Regions from separate parts of the Homo sapiens genome. Here region 2 is linked to region 1. Evidence: chromatin contacts called from ENCODE Hi-C or POLR2A ChIA-PET data. All regions are on one chromosome and are shown on one strand. Each heading gives the region's core, a stretch centred on a gene start or an enhancer-like site at or near the end of the contact. The rest is flanking DNA. Distances are from core to core; before and after follow the strand shown.

The links. A loop is a pair of places that touch in the nucleus more often than their neighbours do. ChIA-PET counts read pairs that join two places held with the same protein, here RNA polymerase II (POLR2A). Pooled maps may share reads with other maps.
Region 2: a loop to region 1 is called in a map of ascending aorta, with 3 times the contacts of the local background. The contact joins the promoter of SLC35C1 here to the promoter of TP53I11 in region 1. A Hi-C loop is called at or near these places in 1 of 168 maps with a recorded cell type or tissue (ascending aorta) and 5 of 50 pooled maps. POLR2A ChIA-PET finds 5 or more read pairs at or near these places in 1 of 52 experiments (Panc1).

What each region holds. Positions count from the first base shown.
Region 1 is chr11:44,948,353-44,953,223 of GRCh38, forward strand. TP53I11 (tumor protein p53 inducible protein 11) reads right to left here and starts at 2,531. Exons shown (of 7, transcript NM_006034.5): 1 at 2,325-2,531. RefSeq lists silencers at 2,301-2,430, 2,461-2,720.
Region 2 is chr11:45,801,528-45,806,398 of GRCh38, forward strand. SLC35C1 (solute carrier family 35 member C1) reads left to right here and starts at 3,622. Exons shown (of 2, transcript NM_018389.5): 1 at 3,622-4,809. The coding sequence starts at 4,275. RefSeq lists an enhancer at 2,417-2,576 and silencers at 2,747-2,916, 3,647-3,876.

The DNA.
Region 1 (4,871 bases), core at 1,281-3,780:
TTCCAGCCTCAGGGCCTTTGCATGGGCTGTGCTCTAGCTGTCTACACAGCTCACTCCCTCATCTCCCTCAAGGCTGTAGCTCAAAAGTTACCTCCTCAGGGAGACCTCCCTGACACCCTATTTAAAATGACAACCCGGTCCCTGGCCTCAATACCCCCAACACAACTTTTCCCCTTCACCTCTCAGTACACTATATAATTTGCTTATTGTTTTTATTAGGGAATTGCCTCCCCCTGCCCCCTGCTTTTAAGCATCAGCTCCATGAGGACAAAAATTTTTATTTTGTCCACAGCTGTCTCCCCAGTGCCTGAAACTGTCCCTGGCACTTTGCTCCATAAGCCATTTTTGGTGTAATGCTCACAAACATTTTGTTCAATAAGCAAAAGTAAAGAACAGCCCCAAACTGTGTGACTATGGGGCATTCCTGTTAAATCCAGCCCCCTCCTCCCCCATACCCCAAGAGGGGCAGGCCCTTCTTCCCACAGAGGTGGGGCTATCAAAAGAAATTGGGAGGCTGGGTGTGAGCTGGAGAAGCCACAAGGGGCCTGGAGGCAGAGCTGTGCAGAAAATAGGTCGCAGTCCTAGAACTGGCAGGTCATGACAGCTGGACATGGGTGAAGGGGCTTTCGGCCTTAGCCCTCCACTCCAAATTTGGAAGCACGGAGGAAGTTGACGACATGTGACTGGGAAAGAAGCGGCCATGGCAGGGGCCTCCTGGGATGGTGGGGACAGAGGGGGCCTCAGGAACAAGACGACCCATTTTACAGATGGGACAACAGAAGCCTGGAGAATAGTCTTATTTCCTAACAACCCAACAAGAAAAATCTTTTCTCTCCTTTCTCGAAGTCTGGGGCTGAGGCTAAGGAGCGGACAGTGCCCCCTCCTGGCTCTGCAACAAAACGACCCCCGCGTCCCTGGGATCTGCGGGCCGCAGATCCTGGTCCCCTCTCCACAGGCCGTCAGGGGTGGAGGTCCAAGGGACCACATAGTTGGGGTGGGCAGCCCCGGTGACTTCTCCCCGCAGGCCCGCCCCGTCAAGAAGTTTGTTTGAAAGAAACCAATCAGGAAGTGCAGGGTAGTGGGGCGGTGAGGGGGCCTTGGCCAGCCGCTCTGGGCTTTGGAGGAGCCTGGGGGTTCTTGGCCTCCGCGCTGCTCTTGCCCCAGCCTCCATCTCTCCGGCGGAGAAACCCACTCCCCCCGGGCTCCAGGAAGAGGCGGAAGCCCGAGACTGGGTCAGGGCGAAGGAAGGTAGAGCGAGGGGACCCAAGGCGAGCGCCCCGCCCCGCCCCGCCCAGCGGGGCGCGCCGGGGTGGGCGCGGCGTTCTGGCCCTTCCTCCACACAGCCTCCCCCGGGTAGGTGCGAGTGTTCTGCCCACGGCAGGGGCCCTAACCCACCCAGCGCCCGGCCAGTGGCCCCACACTGTACCCTTCCTGCAGATCGCGCGACTTTGGGGAGAGTGGGGGGCGTCTCCACCTGTGCGTCCCCTACCCACCCCCTAACTGGGCTAAGGCGCGGCCTGGGTTTCTGCCCGCCCCTTTCCAGCCTGGGGACGGGGGACTCTCTCAGCCTCGCCCCTCCCCCTGCAATCTGTCCCTGATGTCCCCGCTCCAGACACTCACCCACTTTCTGAGACCCAGGCCTCAGCGCCGGTGTCCCCCGGCGGTGAGCTCCGAGCCGTTAGGCGGCCCCGGGTTCTCCGGCCCAGGGCCCCTGCCCCCAGGCCCCCACCCCAGAAGGTCGGGCCAGACTTGTGGGCAGCGGGAACTCCGCCACCACCTCCGTCCGCGGCCCTGCGGGGGCAAAGACTGGGGGAACTCGCAAGTTTGCGCCGCGCACTCCTCCTGCCGGGAACAATGGCGGGAGGGGGAGGGGACAGAGAACCGAGCGCGGGGGACCGAGTCAGACCCCGGGGAGACAGAAACTGCTTTCGCTCCGTTTCTCTCCTGCTCTGAAGCAGAAAGCTCGAGCCCGAGAGGCAGTGGCCGAGGACGAAATAAGCAGTCCAGGAGGAGGGCGACCGCGGAGCCGGGGGAGAGGGGAAACCGAGTCAGAGGGAGGGGCGGCGAGGGGAGAGCGCGCAGGGGAGACGGAAGGGGCTGCGGGACGGCGCCTTGGGGAGCTGGGGAGGCGACCCCCTGGGGTCCCAGCGGGCTCAGCGGGTGCCGAGATGTCCCGGGGCGCCCGGTTAGCGCGCGCGGGGTCCCGGCCGCCCCTCTGCGGTCCCGTCGGCCGCAGGAGCCCCGCTGGGTTGCGCTGCGCAGGCGGCGGGCGGCGGGAGGGGAAAGTCCGCGGCTCGGAAGCGGCGGCGGGGAGCAGAACTTACGGGCCTCGCGCGTGCCGGCGCTGGGCTACGTGGAGCTGATGCCAGGCGGAGGCTCCGGGCTCGGACGCCTCACATCGCGCCGCCCGTGCCGGGCCGGGCAGTGCAGGGCAGGGCAGGGCAGGGCAGGGCAGGACAGGGCAGGGCAGGGCAGGGCCGGGCCGGCTGGACTGCGCGCGGCGCCCTGCGCGGCCGGGGCTTACCGAGTCTGGCGGCCCGCGCTGGTCCCTCCTCTCGGTTCCGCGCACAAGCCAATGGCGCGCCGTCCCCTCCCACGCGCCGGGCTGCCTCGCCCCCAGGGTGGCCGCCGGGGCGGGCGGGATGGGGGTTGGCGGGGAAACCAGGCTCCCGGCTCCCCCGCGAGGCTCTCCCGGGGGCCGCCTGCAGGGGGCGCACGCGCGCCCGAGAGAAGGCGCCGGGGGAGGAAGCCGCGCGGGGAGACCCTGGCGTGGCCCGCGCCGCCCAGGATGACTTTCCTGGCAAGTTCTGCAGACGGTGCCCCTTTCTTGGGACGATCAACGTAGATGGGCAAACCACACCATCTTAAATAGCCTTGCGGTGTCTCCCGGGCCCAGGCCGGTGCCTGAAATGGAAGGGACTGCTTTGGCTGGCGGTGATACCCAAGTGTGTAATAACACAGTCACGACAATAGTCACCGTTTGCTGCGCACTCTCTGATGCCAGACACCATATGCTAAAGGAGTTACAAGTATTAACTCATTTGATTTTCACAGCAACCCATAAGGGCGCTGTGCTTAGTCCCATTTTACAGGCCATGGTCGTTAAAGTTTGAGTTCACTCAGCCTTCAGGCTTCCAGCCTAGGCCCACCCTTCTCTCTCCCTGCTTGGTGTGACTTGGCCAAATAACATGACCCCACTGTCACTACGGCCACCTTCTTCATACTCCACCCTAAAATCCAGCCTCAGAGATGCTGCTGTCAGTTGCGCTGTCAGGAGGCTAGGATCTTATCTGGGGCTCTAGGACGCTTGTTGGCGCTACAGTTGTCAAACCTTTTGTCTCTACACATCCTATGGGGGGCTGGGGTGAGGATGAGGGTTGGGGGTCATGGAGGCTCTCTGGTGGCGTGTCAACCTGAGAGAACCAGGCTCCTACAGACAAGGCCCCACCCCCAAATTCTGGGCTCCTTCAACCCCTTATGGTGGGAAAATAATGTGCTCTCTCCCACCCCAACCCCCACCACCCTGTGCTCTCCTTAGAGAAATGCCTGGATCTCTTTCATCTGATCTGATGGTCACAGTGGGCCAGGAACCGGGGTGGGGGGCTGCGGGAAAAGGAAGGCAAGGCTGATGACATGCTCCATTTCACAAGTAAATAAGACAGAAAGAGGTGAGTGGCTGCCTCAGGCATCTAGCTAGGTGGGCATTCTGACTCCAGGTCTCGGTTCTGTCTGCACCAGTTCCTTAACGGTTAATAGAGCAGGCTCTGGAACCAGATCACCTAGGTTCAAATCCTGACTCTGCCTTTTAGTGCCTGTGTGGCCTTGGACAAAGTAAGTCACCTAGAGCAACCAATAGTAAGAACCGGCTATGGTTGCTGTAGAGATTTAGAGTTAATAGGAGCTGCTCATGTTTACTGTGCATGGACTCTGTGCCATGCAGGCTCCCACTGTCCTCACCAGAGCTGGGATTGGGCAGGAGAGTCTGTGCCCTTGGCAAGGAAGTAAACAGAACAGTCCTTGGTTCATAGTAAGTGCTCAGTGAATATAAACTGTCCTGATTACTAAGGTAGATAAACTCTGATGCCCCAGTGCCACTGACACTGCCCCCAGCCAAACACCTAGACAGTGATAGCCAATAATGAATGAATCAATCAATCAATCAAAGTATGTGACTCTAGATGAGGATTATTTTTAAGGTGTGTTGGGTGGAGCCATCTGACTCAAGGCTCTATAGTAATTTCTGCAACAACTCAGTCTCACCTCACTGCCTTTACAGAGCTGGGCCAAGCTGGGTTGATGAATTCATTTGTCACTCCCTCTTCTGCCTTTCTGGCACTCAGGGCTCTGGATTGCTGAAGGGAGGGCCCCCAGCGTCATTCATGTGCAATGTCCTCCCAGACTTGGGGACACCTGCCAGTGCTCTGCTTGGTGTAACCCTAAAGACTAGCAGCAGGGTCTGTGCTTGTAATCCCAGCCAGCCTGATCATACATCAGTGGGAGGCCTTTGTCACAATCACTCCAAGTTTTCCAACATGGAAGAGGCTGCCTTAGTTGTCATGAATGAGTGCCCTGTCACTAGCAGCATGCAAGCAGAATCCAGGGAAGGGTTGATGAGGACAGCAGAGGAAGAATTCCCACCTTAAGTGGTATTTGGAGTGGATAACCTTTGCCCTCTGGGTGTCTGTATTCTCTCAGTCTCCTTATCAACGGGGAAGCTGGGGAGGCTGGGAGCTCAGGCTGGGCCAAGGCTGCCCCACCATCCTTTGTGAACGAGGCCATCCTGACAGTGCCTCACCCTTATGCCAGGCAAGGTGCTATGTGCTGGGGCCCCAGGGGTGAACAGGACAGTGTCCCTGTCCTTGGAGAGTTCA
Region 2 (4,871 bases), core at 2,372-4,871, 850 kb after region 1:
GGATGGGTCTTTGGAAGGTAATTAGGTCATGAGAGTGGAGCCCTCATGGTGGGATTAGTGCTCTTATAAGAAAAGACATGAGATCCTCCCCCCACTCCACCCCCATCTATGTGCCAGGTGAAGACAGAAGGAGAAAGCAGCCTTCTACAAGCTGGAAGCAGCCCCTTGCCAGACACCAGATCCACCTGGGCCTTGATCTTGGACCTCCCAGCCTCCAGACTGTGAGAAATAAATGCTTACTGTTTAAGCTGCTCAATCTATGGTATTTTTGTTATAGCAGGCTGAACTCACCAAGACACTTCCCTTCACCATCCACTAAGTCACATGGTTCATCTACTTAGAAGGAAGGCTGGGAAATGTAGTCTTTGGCTGGGCAACCATAAGACTAGCTACAATCCAATTATTTTGGATGAATGGGGGAGTGAATTTTGGTAGACAACTAGGAGTGTCTATCACATAGGGTAGGCTCATGAGTCCTTGTTGAACTCAGAGTGAGACAGTCAACATCTGTGTGTTCCCAGAAGTTCTCAAGCCGCACAGGTACAGATCCACTGACCCCTGAACCTGGGAAGTTAGTTCTGTTCACTGTGACTGGCAGAAATAATTTCCTGCTGACATTATTAGTGGCTCCCAGCCAAGGCAAGAAAATGAGACTACACCCATAAAGGAACTATTACAGCCCTTCAGCTGCCACGTTGATGATCTTATGCTCTACCTCACACCAAATTCACACCCTGGATAATCACTGTTGGCAAGACCTAAAATTTCACCCTTTGTGGATGGTTTAAACAATTAACATTCCTTAAAGAAAATTCAAAAGCAAACCATTTATGCAAGGTACACAATTCCCAGGGGCCTTAGACCCCCTAAGAAACATCCCCACCCCTCCTTTCCCTCATAAGGGATAAAATGATTAGAATCCAGGAAACTTGCTGTACTGGCCTGTTAACAACCTTAATCCAAGGGAGTGACACTAATGACAGAATTTCAGGTATGATGTGAGAGATTGGAGACAGGGGTATACTTTGGCCTCCATAGAGAGCCCACACTGTCCCCCACACACGCAGCACTGACTGCCCCTGGGCCTCTCTCAGCGAAGTGCATCTGGCCTATATACAAGATATATCTCTTCCCTCCAGTTCAAGGTGGCAGCAGTCATCAGACAAGTTCCTGCTAATGTGCTAAGGAGAAGGCCCTTCCAGATCACCAGGGCCTCTCAGGGACAAGTTTGCCCTGTCTGTCACTAAATTGTTTGTCATGGTGAACTCTCGGGCATAAGAGAGGAGAGACTGGAACAGATACGAATTGCTCTTAATGAACCAAAACCCACAGCTTCAAAGGAAAATCCCAGAGGTAGACTCTCCAGGTGGGGTTGAGGAGACCAGCTCAGTCCCTCTTGAGTCTTTCTTTCCCCAAAGGGATATTTTAGTTCCAAAAGTGACAAGGTAACCAGATGGTATCCTCCAGGTGGAGAACAGCCCACAACTAGGAAGCAGAGTCTCATTCCTTGAGGAGGAAGAGGGGAGTGCTAGTACCCGGGGCTAGTGGAAGAGGGTAGGGTGTGGGCCCGGCTCGTTGTGGGGCAGCTGTTTACTTCACTGCAGCCTGCAGCCCTCCCATTTCCCTACAGCCCACCCAGGGCTGCGCTCAGCTCCAGTGAAGGTTTGTGCAGTTAGGATCTGAGAGTTTAAGCGTACTATATAGGTTTTACCTTTTTATTCTGGAAATTTGCAAATGTACACAAAAGTAAGGAAACTCTTATAATGGGTCCTTGTGTATCTACGCCTAGCTACAACTATCAATGGCTTATCTTATTTAATCTATCAACCTTTTAAAAAAAATCTTTTTGAGGTCAGGCACGGTGGCTCACGCTTGTAATCCCAGCACTTTGGGAGGCCGAGGCCGGCGGATCACCTGAGGTCAGGAGTTAGAGAACAGCCTGGCCAACACGGCGAAACCCGGTCTCTACTAAAAATACAAAAAATAACCGGGCGTGGTGGTGGACGCCTGTAATTCCAGCTATTCGGGAGGCTGAGGCAGGAGAATCGCTTGAACCCGGGAGACGGAGGTTGCAGTGAGCTGAAATAGCACCACTGCACTCCAGCCTGGGCGACGGAGCGAGACTCCGTCCCAAAAAGAATAAATAAATAAAAATAAAAAATATTTTTGGTAAGTATTCTTAGTATTTTAAAACAAATCCCAGCCATGACATCATCTTACCCGTTAATTAAATGGCACTAATTAAATGGTGCTTGAAATATTACAAACATCTATGTTCGACCATACCACCTAGAGTTCTGGGCAAGAAGGTTGGGACCCACAGGTCAAGCCTAGCCCCTTAGTTTTACCATGAAGATAACTCAGGCCGTCGGAGAAAGTGGCCTGCCCAACGCAGGTGCTAGAGCGCGAACCAAGAGAAGTCGATCCTCCTGGTCTCCCCGGCTGCCTGGTGAGTGGCAGACCACAGGCTAGACTTCCCAGGCCCCGGCCCTGGAAGGGGCGGGGAACCCTCCCCCTCACTGCCAGCTGGAAGAATCCGAGCGGTCCCCGCACGCACTTCTGGAAGTGCAAGCCGGTAGCGCGGCGGGCCAGGGATACAGCCAAGTCCCGGGACGTGCCAGCTGCGGTAACTGAAGCCGGGTCCCGGGCGGGCGGGGGTACCAGGGACAGGAGTAGCCTTGGAAAGAGGAGAGGGCCTCCTCCCACGACCGTCCGGATCACCGCCTCTCCGCCGGCACCCCCGGGGCCCATGCCGCGAACAGGCCGGCGAGGCTGGCAAGGTGCCCGGGCCCGGGGCGGAAAGCAGGAAGTCGATCCCGCGGGCGCGGCCCAGGGTGCGGCGCTGCAGATGCAGCACGGGGTCGCGGGGCGGGCGCCCAGTGCACCGGAGGAGGTGAGCGCCAGGTCGCCTTCGCGGCCCGGGGACACAGGCAGGGACGCGGGAGCTGATGCGGCTGGACCGGCCGGGGAAACAGTATTTTCTGGAAGGGGTAAGAGATGCTGTCTTGAGCCTTTGGAATCTCGGATCCGGGCCGCCCAGAGGACCTCGACAGGAGCACAGGGAGGACAAACTGAAGTCCGAGAGAGGCGGCGTGGCCTCCGGCCTCGGGGAGCGCTGCCGGGGGTCTCGGGCTTGGGAGAGGGCCTGGGGGCGGTGAAAATGGGGGGAAAGGAGGGGACCACAACATTGTTATGGAAGAGTGAGCTCGGATTGGCAGAGGGACGCGGGGCTGCAACGCGAGTCTCCGGAGGTGGAGGGGTCCAGGCTGATGTAGCGCCGCCCGGGTCCTGGGTCGGGGTTCCGGGAAGTGGACCTGCGAGCCAAGCCTAGCCAAGTCGGGGGACGGAGGCTCCGGGGCGGACGGAGCTGAGGGTGGGCAGGCGAGGTTGATGGAGCCCTTCCAGGAAGCAGGGCGAGGCTCAAGCACCCAGAAAAACCTGTGGCTGCCGAGGTCCCCCGCCAGCAGCGGGCAGCGGAGCGCAGGGGCGGGGCTGGGGACTGGCGAACTCCGCCTCTCTGGGGCTGTCGCTTTAAGGGCAAGGCGGGGCGTGCGGGCCCTTTAAGGCCACGTGGGGGCGTGTCAGGAAGTGAGTCCAGGGCCCGCCTCCCGGGGAGTCGGCCTCGGATGTCCGGAGGCTCCTGGGCTGAGCCGGCGACAGAGCCCGGGAAGGCAGCGAGACGTGGGCGCCGGCCCAGCCCCCTCCCGCGTCCTTCAGCCCCAAGCCCCGAGCCCCTCTGACCCTTCCGCAGCCCTCCCTCCAGCCGCGCCCGGCCTCCGGCAGCTCCCTGTACGCCTCCCTCCCCCTGCCCGCCCCTCCCTCCCACAGCCGCCCATGACGCCCTCTCGGCACCTCTTCCCACTCTGCCACGCGTCCTTTTCCTGCACCTTCGCCCCGCGTACCTACTCCTGCCCCGCCCTGCCATTCCTCTCCCCTCCCTTCTCTCTGCGACCCCTCCCTGTTAGGCCCCAGCCTCTTCTCCCCTCACAGGTCTTCTCTGTCCTGGCCTCACCGCCTTATCCTATTCCTCTCCCTTGCCCTGTGTCTTGTCTCAGAGCCCCCTCGGGGTGGGAGTAGGTTGTGGAGCAGCACAACTGGGCTCACCCCAAAGCAGAACTTCTCAATCCATGAGGACAATGGGGAGGCCTTTAGGCCAGCCCACATGTGACAATGGAGGGCTGCGGCTTCCTTGCGGAGAGCACAAGTGAGCTCACTGCCCTGGACTCCAGGGAATCAGAGTTCTGGCCGCGGGGTGACCCAGCTCCTCTGCTACCATGAATAGGGCCCCTCTGAAGCGGTCCAGGATCCTGCACATGGCGCTGACCGGGGCCTCAGACCCCTCTGCAGAGGCAGAGGCCAACGGGGAGAAGCCCTTTCTGCTGCGGGCATTGCAGATCGCGCTGGTGGTCTCCCTCTACTGGGTCACCTCCATCTCCATGGTGTTCCTTAATAAGTACCTGCTGGACAGCCCCTCCCTGCGGCTGGACACCCCCATCTTCGTCACCTTCTACCAGTGCCTGGTGACCACGCTGCTGTGCAAAGGCCTCAGCGCTCTGGCCGCCTGCTGCCCTGGTGCCGTGGACTTCCCCAGCTTGCGCCTGGACCTCAGGGTGGCCCGCAGCGTCCTGCCCCTGTCGGTGGTCTTCATCGGCATGATCACCTTCAATAACCTCTGCCTCAAGTACGTCGGTGTGGCCTTCTACAATGTGGGCCGCTCACTCACCACCGTCTTCAACGTGCTGCTCTCCTACCTGCTGCTCAAGCAGACCACCTCCTTCTATGCCCTGCTCACCTGCGGTATCATCATCGGTGAGTGGCAGCTGGGGCCACGGGGGATAGAGTGGTCATGGGGACTGAAGCAGTGAAGAACA